Linked DNA regions of Homo sapiens: region 2 is linked to region 1. The links are chromatin loops, found by intact Hi-C in ENCODE. Cell type or tissue: PC-9. All regions are shown on one strand. Each heading gives the region's core, and the rest is flanking DNA. Links, peaks and the distances in the headings are about the cores only.

Region 1 (2,921 bases), core at 150-2,649:
CCCACAAAATGCTCAAGCTTCTAGAATGTTTTTAATCAAGGGATTTAGGGCAGTGTTTTTCAACTTCTAGAATAAAAATGTTACAACCTTGGTCTGAGTGGTGAGGGCCCAAAGATACAGGGAAGGAAGTGGTAGATAACAAATACATTAATACCCTTTATTATGAGTTCATAATATTTTGTTAAATCTGAAATTCAGTTGTCATTTAAACAGAAGAGATTCAAATTCAAGTTATAGAAAAGTTAAAATTTCTAATTAGCAATATTTAAAGCAAGGAATTTTATACTTTATCATTTTAACTGTTAAGGGAAAAAAGTAATTTGAGTGTGATTGTTTTTCTTAAAGTTGAAGATCAGTATCCAGAATGTTTGGAGTTATCACTGGTCATGAACTATATTCCACGTGGAACCATATCTGAGTTTGTTTTGAAGTACCACATGTTCAAATCACTGAATTAGACTTTTTAAGAGACATAAAGTGTTATATTTCTGTAAGAGGTGCTTTCCAAACCCAAATCTAAAAATTTATCATTTCTGTTCCTTAAAGTATCATTTTAATTTACAACTTATTTTCCCTTATTTGGCAATTTGGATACAGTGTCTGAAGCAGTAAATGGATTTAACCCCAATCTAATTTTTCTGTAAGAAGTAGGAGAGAGTCTAAGAATGACATACAAACCTGTCAAACCTGTTAAAACGAGCTAGACTTTCACACTTTCACCGGTGGAAAATGCTGTTCCTTCATGTCAACTGAAGGTAACTTTGATCACATTTTAGTACATGCCTTAGGGTGGCAAAGGGCAGTTTTTGCAAGGCACAGTTTACTTGAGGGCCTTCCAATCCTTGGGCTAAATCAGAGAGAGAGGGGAGAGGGAGTGTGTGCGTGCATGCATGTGCTTTGTTTTGGAGAGAAGTGGGAGGCAAGGAGGAAAGAGAAGGACTGTAATGATGTAGTGACCGCCTTGGTCCTGGGCTAGGCAGAGGAAGTCTGTGCATGTGGATGTGTCTTAGTTGGGTACAACACTGAAAACATGAAGTGGTCATTTTCCAACCCAAGAACTGTAAGGGGTGGTAGTGGCTGCAGCAGCCAGGCCAGTGGTAGGGTCTAGAGTGGCCCCACCTGGACATACAGCATGTGGTTGCATTCCAGTCCAGGGGGACCGAGGGTAGAGCCAGGCCCAATGCCCTTGTGGGAGCCAGGAGTGAAAAGTGGGCAGAGCCTGAGGCAGTGGGAGGAAACCTGCCCCTGGAGGGCTTGATGCTCCTTACTCAGTGTTTCAGCCCAGGAGAAAAACCGCAAATACTTGCCTTGTGAGCCAAACCCTAGCTTAACAAGGATCAGCTAGTTAACATGTGAAAAGTTGTCCCAAATGGAAACTGGATAAACAGGTCTGGCCTGATAAATAGCTAAAAGGTTTCCCAGTCAGGGATGGGGTGAGAGAGGCTTGGACATTCTGGCCCGCAGGTCATTAATTATGCAAATTCTTACTGGGCTCTGGGAGGTTCTCAAGAACTTGGGCCCTGGGAGAGAGGGCCCCTCAGCCAGGCTGGAAGATGAGGCTCTGCCTGAACACTTGAGGAGGGCCTTTGCATACCCCAGGTGAACCTAGTAGAGGCTGAGCCCACCGGAGACGTTCCCAGCAGGCTTGAGTAAAGGTTAGGAAAGTGATTTCTGCATGCAATGTGATGTAGGCAGAAATGGGCAATTCGAAGGTCAAATGGGGCTCTCATTTACTAATGACTGTGGGCAACTTTCTGGTCCTTCCAGCCTCAGCCGCTTCCCTGTGTAAACTGGTGGAGCTGATAAGTTCCTGGAAGGATTATGAGGATTAACTGGAAAAATGTATGTAAAATGCCTTGTTGTACCTAGAAAAGAATTGTGCTCATATTTTTCTTCCCTGTTCTATCATTAAACTGTTCCCCCATCAATGCCCCAAAATCTTATCTGCTTATTTTTCTCTAAGAACTGGGTTCAAAATATGGTTTCAAACACTGAAGAATCAGAAGTTTGAGCTTTGAATCCTGGAGTTTCCCTAATTAGCTGTGTGACCTTGAGCCAATCCTACAGTCTTGGTATCCCATGAAATGGGAGGATTCTCCAGGTGATGGCTTAGGTACCCCCACCCCCCGCCCCACTCTGAGCTTCTTTCCGAACACTCAGCAGTAGGACAGGAAGATCTGAAAGCAAGGGGTCTGCTTCATGTAGCATGATAAACACTCTTTGGACCGGAGTCTGAACACTTATAGATATCAGGGAGGTTCACATTGCTCCAGTTCATACTCGCGCGTGGATCCTAGAATTGGGCCATGAGGTAATGCCGAGAGTATGTGAACTGTTATAAATTAATACACTGATCTACTCTGCAGTGAGGTTCTTTCGGCTCTGATTTCTCCTTTTATGGTGTCTTTAGAGACAGGCAGGAGGTTAGGAGGTAGTTGACAGAGGAGTTACAAACACGTGTATTCACTGCATCAGGGCTGGAGCTTAGCTTTTGTTTTTGAGTTAGTTCTGTTGTTTGGGCTTGGTTAATCTGTGCCCAAACACTGAGATTATTAGAAGGAAAAGACACCCTTAACTGGCCTCTTGCAGCAACAGACACTTGGTGGGAGGTAAGAGAAGGGGGAAATGGGACAAGGGAGAAAAGACCTTCCAACTCTACCCAACCGAGTGGACCTATGAAAGACTGAAATCTCCAGTTTAATGTAGCCAGAACTGAGGTCAGGGTCTGGCCATTGTCTGGAAACCAGAGTTGGAGTTCTGGGGCTGTCAGTGAAGACCTGTCTGTCCTAAAGGTCACCTCTGTTTCTATAGAAACAGGTGCCTGAGTGACCAGTGTTTACGAGTTAAAAGCAGGCTCCTTGCAGGACATCACACTGTGTCTTGCTCCAGCCACTGGCCATCTCTGCGGCCTCGCCTCTTCT
Region 2 (2,921 bases), core at 182-2,681, 85 kb before region 1:
CAAAGCCTTTCCCCAACTCTTTGGACAAACTAGTTAATTCACTGACTGGAGAATTTCTGGAAGTGGTGGGAGGTGGCAAAGGTTTTTGTGAGGTTGAGTTTGTTCTGTGTAATTTGAGAAAGGAGATATTAAACATATTTGAAAAATGTGCAAGATAACTGGAGCGAAATTTTGGCCCATGGTTTTATTTCTCTATAGCTAGAAAACAAGCCCATTTTCCAGCTGTAGATGAGAAAGGAAGGAAGGGCATGTTTGCTTAGAACACATACTTTTCAAGCAATTACGGCTTCTGGAACTACTGGATTCTCCACAGTGGACATTTGGTGTCTCCACTTCAGCAAACATTTATTCAGCATTACAGAGAGCTGGAAACATTAATGTATTACCACTTAAAAATCCCCATAAAAACCCCTGGGGATTGGGGCCTGGAAGGTGGTACAGGGCTTGTTATTCAATTGTGGTAGTTTAGACTTGGAGAAGCAAAATGTTTTTCCCAAGGTCACACAGCCACTTTCTCATGGCAGTGCAGGGACATTTTCTAGATTTCTTTTTTTAAAAGGTTTCATGACTGTGGTGACATTAAATACATCATATGTTGCTATGGTAGCTGGTCTTTTGATTGAATCCATAGCAGTGAAAAGGATAAAAAAATTACATATCTGACGCAGGCAGCCTTCAAGGTCATGTTCCTTGGCACCGCTACATTGGAGATGATGCTGTCCGTCTCCTGGGGAGATGACAGTAATTAATTACCATCAGTGTGATCACTGATGGTGGCTCTTGAGCAGTGAAGTTGGGTACAGGCAGTTGTCATTTCAGATTAACCAGGGTCACTAGAAATGTGGCTGGAGTTTCCATAATACTATTTGTGACTCATAGCAACCCCAGGCAATTGTCTAGATAGAACTTTGGATAGGGCTCATATTGCTTTATAAGGATTCAGCTAATCATATTAAAGTACGTCTTTATTTCTCTTCCATTAAAAGTCCAGTGGAAACATCCCTCCCTCTTTTGGGTGGGAGTCATTTGAAGGGAGGTTATCTCCCAGAGGCATTACTTGGCTCTAAATCTCCAGACTTTGTTGGTCTCATCCTGAATGAGCCTGATCTCTATCTACATGGCTTTTCCCCTGTCTCAGTTTTCTGGCCTTAAGATTACAAGAATCTCTGCCCATGAAAAGGATCAGCTATCTGCAAGAAACCTGCCCCCAGGGCCAGTTCACAGTGTAATGTACAGACAATTACTGATAAGGTGAAGGTGACTCAGTCCATGACATCAGGAAACAACCAATTTAAAACCTAAGAAAGGGGTAAAAGGATCTGTAACCTGGAAGTTTTCACTTCAGAGAGTCTGTTAAAATGAGAGATCACATCCCGATAATAGTATGAGAAGTACAAACAGATGTAATCTATAAAAGAGACATGAAACAGGATTTCCCAGGCCCTGCTTGGTTTTCATCCTCACTCCGCAGCTCCCTGCTCCTTGTGGTGGAGGCCAGCCACTTCGCCAGGCCTCGGGGGCTGATTCCGGCTTTGGCCTCTAGCCCTATCCTGACAAGACACAGTTATGGCTCTCTTGTCTGGGGACCCATCACAAATTAACTTTGTTGTCTACACAGTCACGAAGGGCACCATGGCATAGTGGTTACTATGATGGATTCTAGATGCAAAGTGTCAGGGTTCAAATCTTGATTTCACCACTTATGAGCCCTATGACCTTATGCAGCTCATTTAACTTTTTGTTGCCTTGGGTTCCTCATCTGTACAATGGGTATAATAGTTATTGTGAGGATTAAATGAGCTGAATATATGTAAATCACATAGTGGAATGTCTAACATTTAATAAATGCTCAATAAAAGTTAGGTATCATCATCATCATCATCATCATCATCATCAGTCCAGGCTTCTGCCTTCCTTGCCTGTACCACAATGCTGCCTCAATAACCCACTTCCACGTCCGGGCCCAAGAAGCCTTGCATTTCTCTGGCCACATCCCTCTGCCCTCCAGGCTTGCAGTTTGCCTGGCGTCATGTGAGTCCTTGCTGGAGTCATACACAGGGCCATGCCCATCCACCAGGACACCTTGTTACCTTGTTACCTCCTGCTGGGCTTAGCTGACTCCTGGCAACTGCAGGTGGATCTGCTGATCACTGTGGCTCTAATGCCATGTTAAGCTTTTCTGCCTTAGATGGGAACTGGACTACGCTTAGATGTAAATGACTTATTGGTGACCAAGGGACAGGGTATCCTAAATGACCCACAATAAGTTGGGTGGCAGATGTGTATGGATGTAAGAGCACCAGGCATTAGTGGAGTATTAAGCCGTACCCTAAGATTATAAACTGCAAAGATGTGCAAAGTTGGCTAAGGGCTGGTGTATTTGGCAGGGCTCTATACTTATACATTGTCACTTTTTTTTTTTTGGAGACAGAGTCTTCCTTTGTCGCCCAGGCTAGAGTGCAGAGGCGTGATCTCAGCTCATTGCAACCTCTGCCTCACAGGTTCAAGTGATTCTCCTGCCTCAGCCTCCCGAGTAGCTGAAATCACAGGTGCATGCCACCATGCCCGGCTAATTTTTTGTATTTTTAATAGAGACAGGGTTACACTATATTGGCAGGCTGGTCTCGAAATCCAGACCTCAAGTGATCCGTCTGCCTCGGCCTCCCAAAGTGCTAGGATTATAGCCGTGAGCCACTGCATCTGGCCAATTGTCACTTTTATTACATAAATATTACATGTTTATTGCAGAAAAAATTAAATAACACAAATAGACTAAAGATTAATTATAAATTAAAAACATCTATAACATCACCTTCCAGAGATAACACTTTTAACCTCTCTCTGTGTATGTATACACACACTCCACACACATAATCTTTTTAACACTTAGTGGATTGTGGACTCCTTTCCAAGTCGTGAAA

What was found. A loop is a pair of places that touch in the nucleus more often than their neighbours do. Peaks named below come from ENCODE experiments on the same cell type or tissue, not always from the same donor. Only the 100,000 strongest peaks of a DNase experiment are listed, where the experiment ranks them.
Region 2: it touches region 1 in a loop (6-fold over the local background); 1 of 110 quality-filtered maps calls a loop at or near these places.

What each region holds. Positions count from the first base shown.
Region 1 is chr15:71,336,149-71,339,069 of GRCh38, forward strand. All of the region lies in intron 6 of THSD4 (thrombospondin type 1 domain containing 4), which reads left to right. Among named protein-coding and RNA genes, the nearest start is that of THSD4-AS1, 150 kb to the left of the region's middle. In PC-9, for the core only: no CTCF peak of the experiment used is centred there; DNase peaks (open chromatin) are centred at 743 and 1,383; H3K4me3 peaks cover 756 bases; H3K27ac peaks cover 2,500 bases.
Region 2 is chr15:71,251,002-71,253,922 of GRCh38, forward strand. All of the region lies in intron 5 of THSD4 (thrombospondin type 1 domain containing 4), which reads left to right. Among named protein-coding and RNA genes, the nearest start is that of THSD4-AS1, 63 kb to the left of the region's middle. In PC-9, for the core only: no CTCF peak of the experiment used is centred there; DNase peaks (open chromatin) are centred at 950 and 1,250; H3K27ac peaks cover 2,407 bases.